2 separate regions of the Mus musculus genome follow, and region 2 is linked to region 1. A link is a contact called in ENCODE POLR2A ChIA-PET data. All regions are on one chromosome and are shown on one strand. The core of a region is the stretch at or near the end of the contact, and the rest is flanking DNA. Distances in the headings are between cores, read along the strand shown.

What was found. ChIA-PET counts read pairs that join two places held with the same protein, here RNA polymerase II (POLR2A).
Region 2: POLR2A ChIA-PET joins it to region 1 with 34 read pairs in Patski. The contact joins the promoter of Tmem259 here to the promoter of Med16 in region 1. POLR2A ChIA-PET finds 5 or more read pairs at or near these places in 4 of 5 experiments (Patski and embryonic stem cell).

What each region holds. Positions count from the first base shown.
Region 1 is chr10:79,907,397-79,911,720 of GRCm38, forward strand. It overlaps Med16 (mediator complex subunit 16), which reads right to left and starts at 1,542. Exons shown (of 15, transcript NM_198107.2): 1 at 1,422-1,542; 2 at 95-260. The coding sequence starts at 1,499. R3hdm4 (R3H domain containing 4) reads right to left here. Exons shown (of 8, transcript NM_177994.5): 8 at 2,656-3,743. The coding sequence ends at 3,643. It overlaps Gm24019 (a small nuclear RNA gene), which reads left to right and starts at 1,799; the gene lies at 1,799-1,905.
Region 2 is chr10:79,982,386-79,986,909 of GRCm38, forward strand. Tmem259 (transmembrane protein 259) reads right to left here and starts at 1,875. Exons shown (of 11, transcript NM_001003949.4): 1 at 1,525-1,875. The coding sequence starts at 1,746. It overlaps Gm26243 (a small nuclear RNA gene), which reads left to right and starts at 3,121; the gene lies at 3,121-3,227.

The DNA.
Region 1 (4,324 bases), core at 292-2,791:
CCAGATCTGAGGCACAGTGGAGCCACACCTGGCAAGCCCACCCACATGGTCTTGATCCCCAGGTCCTAGCCAGGTAAGGAGAGCCAGCACTCACCCTGGTCATCATTGCGTAGGTCTGTGGTGAAGGCAATGAGGTTCCTGCAGGACCAGGCACAAGCCAGGGGCAGCGACGGGCAGTACGTGCTCTTGGCCCACTTCTCCCATTCGCACACATAGGCCAGGTCCATCATACCCACCGCACCCAGCACGGTCCCTGGCTCCTGGGGAAAAGGGAGGCAGTGCTCTATAGCAGCTCCCAGCTAAAGGGTGTCTAGAATGTTCTCCAGCGAGAGCCCTGCTATAAAATCCATGATGCCCCGCCTGGGGTCACTCCTCCCTAGGCAACCCAGATCAGCCTGAGCTCAGCCTACAAACGCTAAGCACCCTCCACACACACAACCGGGCCCACCCCTACCACTTCAGTCTGGGCCTCAGTCTACACTCTAGTTCAGTCTCCAAGCCTTGCCTGGGACCTAGTAGCTTAGACCCCGCAGCAGCCCATGCCACACAATACTCTCAACAAGTTAACATCCAAGGCTCAAATTCTGAGCCTTTTTTTGTTTTTTTTTTTTTGAGACAGGGTTTCTCTGTGTAGCCCTGGCTCTCCTGGAACTCACTCTGTAGACCAGGCTGGCCTCGAACTCTGAAATCCGCCTGCCTCTGCCTCCCAAGTGCTGGGATTAAAGGCGTGCGCCTGGCAAAAAGCCTGAGTCTTTTTTTTTTTCTTTTTGGTTTTTCGAGACAGGGTTTCTCTGTATAGCTCTGGCTGTCCTGGAACTCACGTTGTAGACCAGGCTGGCCTCGAACTCAGAAATCCGCAGCCTCTGCCTCCCAAATGCTGGGATTAAAGGCGTGAACCACCACACCCGGCTAAATCCTGAGTCTTAACACACACACCTCCACCACCTCCCGCCCAAGCTCGTTAAGCTCCACCCACATTGTCTAATCACCCTAGGCTCCGCCTCCAAACCAAACTGGTAAATTCAGCCTCAGTTTCTGCTCAGCTTGTGACTACTAGGTCACCTCTCTGCATCGATCTCAGATCTTTAGCACCCCCAACCCCGGCCCACCTTAGACTCCGCTCCCTAGGCCACATCCCTCTCTATCAGTCTTATTTCTTCAGACTCTGCCCCTCCATCCAACTTCTGAACTCAGGCCACGCCCCTCCCAGGGAGGCTCAGCCCCTCGGACCACGCCCCCTCCTCAACCCCGTCGCCTTAGGCTCCCCCTATTCACATCCCTCCCACAACGGCCTCTACCCAGCAAGCTTTGTTCCCAGGCCCGCCCTCTGACCCCGCAAGCCCCGCCCCTCGGCCTTCCGCTCGCGGTTTTAGCCTGAAACGCACCAGCCACGAGTCCCGTACCCCGCACGCCGTACTAACCTGTCCGCCCCGGGCGCCCAGTCGGCCCGGCGGCCGCGGTCCACACTCGCCCCAACGCCCGGGATCCGACGCCGCCATCTCTAGGCCCGCGCCGGCCCCCTCGCACAGACTTGTGGGAGAAGCTCGGCTACTCCCCTGCCCCGGTTAATTTGCATATAATATTTCCTAGTAACTATAGAGGCTTAATGTGCGATAAAAGACAGATAATCTGTTCTTTTTAATACTAGCTACATTTTACATGATAGGCTTGGATTTCTATAAGAGATACAAATACTAAATTATTATTTTAAAAAACAGCACAAAAGGAAACTCACCCTAACTGTAAAGTAATTGTGTGTTTTGAGACTATAAATATCCCTTGGAGAAAAGCCTTGTTTGTGCTCGCTTCGGCAGCACATATACTAAAATTGGAACGATACAGAGAAGATTAGCATGGCCCCTGCGCAAGGATGACACGCAAATTCGTGAAGCGTTCCATATTTTGTTCCTCAGAGGAACTGACAAGCACCCTAACATCCTATTGGAGGCTCACTCACGTTTTTTCTATTTTGTTTCTTGACAGCAGAGCTCGTTGCTCACTGTATAGCTCAGGTTGGCCTGACACTGATGAGGTTCTCCAGTGACTGCCTCTACCTACCTACTGGGATGACAGAGGTGTACCACCAAGCCACGGGCTCCTGTGTGAGTGTGTGTGTGTGTGTATAAGTGTGCCTTCCACAGTGCACGTAAGAGGACAAGGAGTTGGTTCTTGCTCTCAGATCATCAAGCTTGGCGGCAAGCACCTTAACGTGCTTAACCATTTTGCTGGCCCTCAAGTGACTGTTGTTTGAGGCAGGGTCTCACTGTATGGCCCTGGCTATGTAGACTAGCTGGCCTTGAACTCACAGAGATCCATCAGCCTCTGGCTCCTGAGTGCTAGGATTCAGAGGTGTCCAACAATGAGACCTGTCTACCACATGGCCCAGGCTGGCCTCAAAATCACTTGTCACTGGTCACCATGTGGTTTAAATGGTGCTGGGGATGGAACCCAGGGCTTTGAGCATGCTAACCAATTGCTTTCCCCATCGAACCCCAACCTGGCACCTCATCTTTAAGCATTTTACATGTTGTAAAATGAACTAATGTTATAGAGACTTTGAGGTTCCCCCGTGTCCAGCTTGCTAGCTCGTGCCCTCAGTGATCTCCCAGTCTCACCCACCCCCACCAAACCTAAAGACAAACACGGGGACAGGACTCGAGCACCAAGGCTTTATTAAAATCGTCCCTTTCCCCCAAGCTCAAAGAATCACACAGAAGGGGAAGGGAAGGAGGGCCAGGCCTGCTGAACATATAAGACCTCTGCAGTGACCACAGCTATGCTGAGCAGCAGAGGGGACAGGGGAGGGGACAGGGAACACAAGGTCAGAGGCTTCTGGCTGGAAGTCCTGGACCCCTGGCATAAGGAGAGGGGAGAAGGAGGAGGAGAGGACAGTCTGAAAGGCAGGCAGGGCCTAGGGAGCTGGGGACAAGATACACACATCACCAAAAAAAAAAAAAAAAAAAAGCATAAAATGAGCCCTTGAGACAATGCTTGTCCAGGTTCATGGCACATGGCGTGCATACATGTGCGCCACACACACACACACAGACAGACAGACAGACAGACAGACAGACACACACACACACACACACACACACACAAGAAAGTGTCCTGGGGAGGTCTGCAGAGTCCTAGAGAGAGGACCAGCCACCCTCATCAGAGCTGAAACATGGAGGGTCAGGCAGGGGTCACAACAGAGCCCACTACCGGCTGGCGCTAGGTGTTTTGGTTGTGCCTCCCCACTTCAAAAGAGAAATTAAAAGAAATCTACCCCAAAACATGCCAAGTTCATTAAAACTGATTAGGAGAGGAAAAAAGGTAACAGTCTGCTACTCCTTGCCTGAGCTTCTGTCTCAAAGAAAGCTAAACAGACAAAACACAGGGAAACGCCCCGGGCAGGTCTCCCCACCCAAATACAAGTACCAGGGTGGACAGCTATAGGGCCCCATTAGGTCTCCCTACCCAAATACAAGTACCAGGGTGGGGAGCTACAAGGCCTCCCTGTGTGATCTGGGACATGAAGGGGCAAGGGCAAGGGGATTCCTGAAGGGAAGGGGTGGCATTCAAATTCTGAAAGCGTGGAAGATCTTATTAGCAGACAGAGGTCTGGGCCGGGCGAGGCAGCTGGCAGGGGTTCTGCCATCATTGCTGGTCCAGGTAGGCAGACAACAGAAGCTCTGGAGGCAGGAAATCCAGGTGGCGGTTGCTGACTTTCATCTGCCTCCGGCCCTCCAGGTCAGCACCTGCGGACAAACCATCGCGGACTGGAGGAGCTGGGCCAGAGGTCCAGTGTGTGGAGGGCTCCCTAGCATGCAAGAGCCCTGGAGGTTGGAGGGATCAGGAATTCAAGACCGACCTTGACTATACATATAATGCAATGGAGGCCAGCCTGGACTACACCAGTGACCCTGCCTAAACAATTAAAGAAACCAGATGAGGGTGGTCTGGCTAGCCATGAGCTGTGAGTCTGTCTAGAGGCTTCCCACTCGATTCAGACCAGAGCTGAATTCAGAGAGAAACCTCCCCCACACATCCTCTCCCAATTCTCAGGTGTGTGAGAATACAGTGGAGGCTGCATCCTCCCACAGAGGGAACAGAAGAATCAAGTCCAAGGGTTGCCATAGAAACCATCAATGCAGCAACTCTAAGCAGGAAGCAGAGACAGGTACTAGGAAAAGAAGAAGGGGGGGGGCACCTGGAACCACGGAGGGCTCACAACCATCATTAGAAGTGGGCAAAACTGTAACTAGGAAACCAGAGGGCAAAGGCCTGGGTCCTGGGAACCTCTGTCTCCTTTTTCTGTCCAGGTCTGCGGCAGACGCTC
Region 2 (4,524 bases), core at 625-3,124, 75 kb after region 1:
AAACTCTATTCTACACTATAAAGACAAAACCAAATACCAGCCTCAGCCAGGATCTCCACGAGATCATGACCCACCCAAGGGTGCCACTTAGCACCTTTCAGGGCTCAAATCCACTTGGTGCAGGGACTTGAGCTGGTGCCACATACCTCCTTGCCCTCTGACCCCTGCCACATCCTAAGGTCTAAGGCACCATGCTGTGCCCCCCTATCCCATGGCTGCCCAGTTTCGGTCCTTGAGGCTCTGAAGCCAGCAGAGGAGATACCAAGCCCAACAGTTCTTCTCTGGGCCTCTGTAGGAGCTGACACCTAGGCTGGGGTGGGAACAGGGCGCAGGGTGGTACAAGCCTAGCAGGCCTTGGCTGTGAGGCGTCCCTTCTAGGAAGGTTGGGTGGAAGCTGGGCAGGCAGGACGGGCAGGAAACACAGCAAATGGGCTCCCAGAAACGTCAGCAGCTCCAGAAACCAGCTGCTGTGTGGCTTGTTTATCCCAGTTAAGAAAGAGGATAAGGTCTACTGTCATCCAGCCGACCCTGTCTCTGACTAGACATTGGGCACCCACCCGGAGCCCTGAGGGTGTGGAGGGCAGGAAGGAAGATGGAGCATGGGCTCATCTGCAGCCAATGAACTGGGGCCTGAGGGGATGCCCACAGCTGTCTTGAGCTCAAGCTAGATCTACCTATGAAACCCCCGAACGCTCAGTTCTGAGAAGCACCAGGAGTGAGTCCCAAACTCACCAATGCCCTCCAATATCAGCATGCCAGCCACCAAGCCATGACCCCAACACCAGAAGGCCCAGGCAGCTCCTCAGAGAGAGCCTGGTGCCATCCCTCGAGTAGCCTTTGTGACCGAGAACCGGGATCTCCCGGGAGCACATGAAGAAGACACAGCCAGGGCAGGTGCTGGCTGTAGAGGTCCCTGGCCAATCTGGCTGTGACTCTGTGGCTGACCCTAGTGAGATGACCTCACCCAAAGCCACAGAAAACCTGGCAAGAGTCTGAAAACAGTGAAGTAACAGAAAATTTGAGCAGTGACACTGGGGGGTAGGGGGCTGTCCCCAGGGGGTTGGTTCAGGGTGTGCTGGAATGGGACTGACTAGTAGAGACTGGACTGAGAGAATCAGGGTAGAATAGAAATGACAGGCGGGACAGGGCCTCCAGCACAGGAGGTGGTCTACAGTGGAAAGTCAGGAATGGAATGGAAATGACCATATTGTTCTCAGTGGAGGTGCAGGACAGGATGGGAGTGACAGGTGGGAAGGTGGACCTCGAGTCCAAAATCCTACTCCAAGAGGACACTGGGCTCTGGTCTTGAGTGGAAAAATTTGGGGCCTAGGCTCCCAAGTGGCAGACTGAGGCCAAAGGGCAGGAGGCGGGGCCTGAGAGCTGAGGAAGTGAGGACCAGAGATAGCATCTGTAAGAGTGGTATCAGGGTATCCAGGCGTCAGGAGCCAAGTGGTAAAGTTGCCGGGGGTGGGCGAGCGGATGACAGCTGGGGTCAGGGGTCAGAGGTCAGGGGTCAGAGGTCACCTTGAGCAGAACGAAGAATTCAAAGAGGCGGCGGAAAGCAGGTGGGAAGAGGCGTGAGTAGGTGACGGCCATCTTGAAGAAGAGAGCGTGGAAGAGCCGGTCGCGCACGTTGATGAGCGGGTTGGGGTTGAGATTGGGGCCGCGAGGGCCGCGCACGGGCGCCGCGCCACCACCCCCGCCGCCGTTGGGCCCGGGCCCTGGGGCTGCCGCGTGCTCCGACATCACCGCCCCGCGTCACCCCGGCGGCCGCCGGCTGACCCCCGCCGCGTCCCGGCCGCCGGATCCCCCCCGCCGCCCCCGGCCGCCGCCGCCGCCTGCCCCTTTGCTCGCGTCCGTCCGGCCCGCGACGCCGGCGAGAGCGCCGGGCCAGAGCGCCGCCCGTGCGCGGGGCACGCTGGGATCGCCGCGGCCGCCCGAGGAGGCCGGGCTTCAGGGCCGAAAGGCGGGCACCACGAGTAGTGGGCGGAGCCTGACTTTACACATTTCATGCGGGTCGCCTCAGCGCTAAAGGGCAGAGTACCATGGAGTTCAGTTTATTTTCCTAGTGCTCCTTCAAGCTTTGTCCGGTCTCGTTTGCAGTGAGCTTGCAATTTGCAGGGGCTACACGGAGTGCATTAAAGAGCAGCCCCGTTTGTTTGCATATATTCACTCCCACATACTGTGGCACGGCCTGGGGTGGAGTCGTGTGTCACGATTCATTTGCATTGAGCTTTATCTTTATATATGTGAGTACACTGTCGCTGTCTTCAGTCTCACCAGAAGAGGGCATCAGATACACCAGAAAGGAGTTGTGAGCCACCATAACGGAGGCTGGAACTTCAACTCAAGATCTCTGGAAGAGGCGTCAGTGCTCTTAGCCATGTCTTTAGCCCAGAGCTCTATCTTAAGCATTGAGCGGCAGTGTCGGGTGTAATTCGTTTGGTTTGTGGAGGGATCCAGGTTAGCGGTGGGCGATCTGTGGGGCGTGGTCTCAGAAACAAGCTAAAACATTTGCATCCACCTGCGGGCGGGGCGACGTTGCCCGTCGTATTTGTATATGGTTTCCTATTGGCGGAGAATTAGAGGGGGCGGAGACGCACTTAGTAAGGCCTATTTACATAGGGCTTCACTCTGGCCACAGCCTCACTTAGGGGCGGGGTCTGCTGAGGACTCATTACCCACCCTGCCCTGGGAGGCAGGGCTTCCTAACTGCTCATTAGCATAATGTTTTCATTGGCGGCCGCAGCGCTGAAGGGCGAAATTCCATGGATAGTTTACTAGCAGACAGTTTCACCATCGCACCAGTATCACGGATTCCGCGCTGATCCGGCTACCACTGAGGGGCGGAGCCTCGTAGTGCCTGTCTAATTTGCATATGACTTCCCAGAAGGCTTCGCTGGCACAAGCTTCTCCCAGACAGCTATATTAATTAGTTAAATGTGAGCTTTCACGCGGATAGATAATTATTCTGAGCGGTGTTATGAGTGGTAGCCTTTCTTTTTGACATGTGAAAACGTTACTTTATCCAAACAAAAACAAAAAAAAATCATAATTACTGTATGTGAAAAGTAATTTGCTTCTCTGCCTTTAAATACCTGAGGCAAAAAACCGTCGCTTGTGCTCGCTTCGGCAGCACATATACTAAAATTGGAACGATACAGAGAAGATTAGCATGGCCCCTGCGCAAGGATGACACGCAAATTCGTGAAGCGTTCCATATTTTGTTTCATCTCAAAATAACGCAATTGACCCTTTGAAGTCTCCTTTTCTACTATAGCTGCCACATTCCCGTACAATTTGCCTGAACAAGGGCATTTATTGACCGGTTACTGCGCACTCGAAGGAAGCTGTCTGTTTTTAGGACGCAGCAGAGCTGTCTCTGTATGCACCGTGCCCTAACGTTGTGCGCCTTCTATATACCTCCAGCTTGAAGGAAGGACTAGGAGCATCTGTATGATGGAACAAGATGAGAATTTCTGCATCCGGACTGGGCGGCCAGGAAAAGGGCGGGGCGCTTTACCGGCTGAGCGAAGGGAACCCCTCCCTCCTAGCTTTCAGATACCCCAGAGTCACCGTCTGCTGTTACCCAGAGCACCTTGCAACACAGTAGGCACCTAATAAATGTACCAGTCTTGAAACTATTATGGAATACACTTGTCACTTGTTTGAAAATAGGAAACGTCCCTGGGTGACCCGAGCTTTAGAAAAACCTAGCCTGACCTTCGTGGAGAAGCAATGGGGTTCCCTCCAGCACAGGCCAACACGTCAGTCAGTCATATCGCTCACGACCAGAGCAAGCAAGGCTTGACTGAGAGATGGGATTTTACTTTATTTACTTTTTGAGTTTGTGGTCTTTCCTTGGCTGTTCTGGAACTTGCTCTGTAGAGCAGCCTGGCCTTATATTCACAGTGATCCTCTTGCCTCTCTCTGCCTCCGGAGTGGTGATCTCAAGGGCATGGTCACCACACCCACAGCAGAAGCACTACCACCCAGATCCCAGGCACTGCAGAGATGGTCTGTCCCCCGGAAGGTGTGACCCTGGCAGGGAGAGTCATCCTGGGGCCCAGCCAGCTTCCAGCAGCTAGGGCCAGAATTCTTAAGATTTTTGACATCTATATCAGCCGCCCCAAGAGGAGTTTGCAAATATTAACTCATCTGATTTTCAGACAAGGAGCCTGGAGTTCAGAGAGAGCTGATAATTAGTGTCACACAGTGAAATGGGGAAGGAGGATTTTTGTTTGTTTTTCAATACAGGGTTTCTCTGTGTAGCCCTGGCTGTCCTGGAACTCACTCTGTAGAGCAGACTGGAGTCGAACTCACAGAGAACCTCAAGAGTGCTGGGTGGGACTAAAGACGTGCCACCACCACCCAGCTACATGGAATGTTAAATTCCATTCATTTTCGATCTCAGGACAGAGTTCTAATACACTAAGCTGCTAGAAATCCAGAATCTTGGGATCTGGGGTGTTTGGGGTTTTGTTTCTGGGATTGTAAGTCACAAAGCAGCAGGGCCAGGGTTTG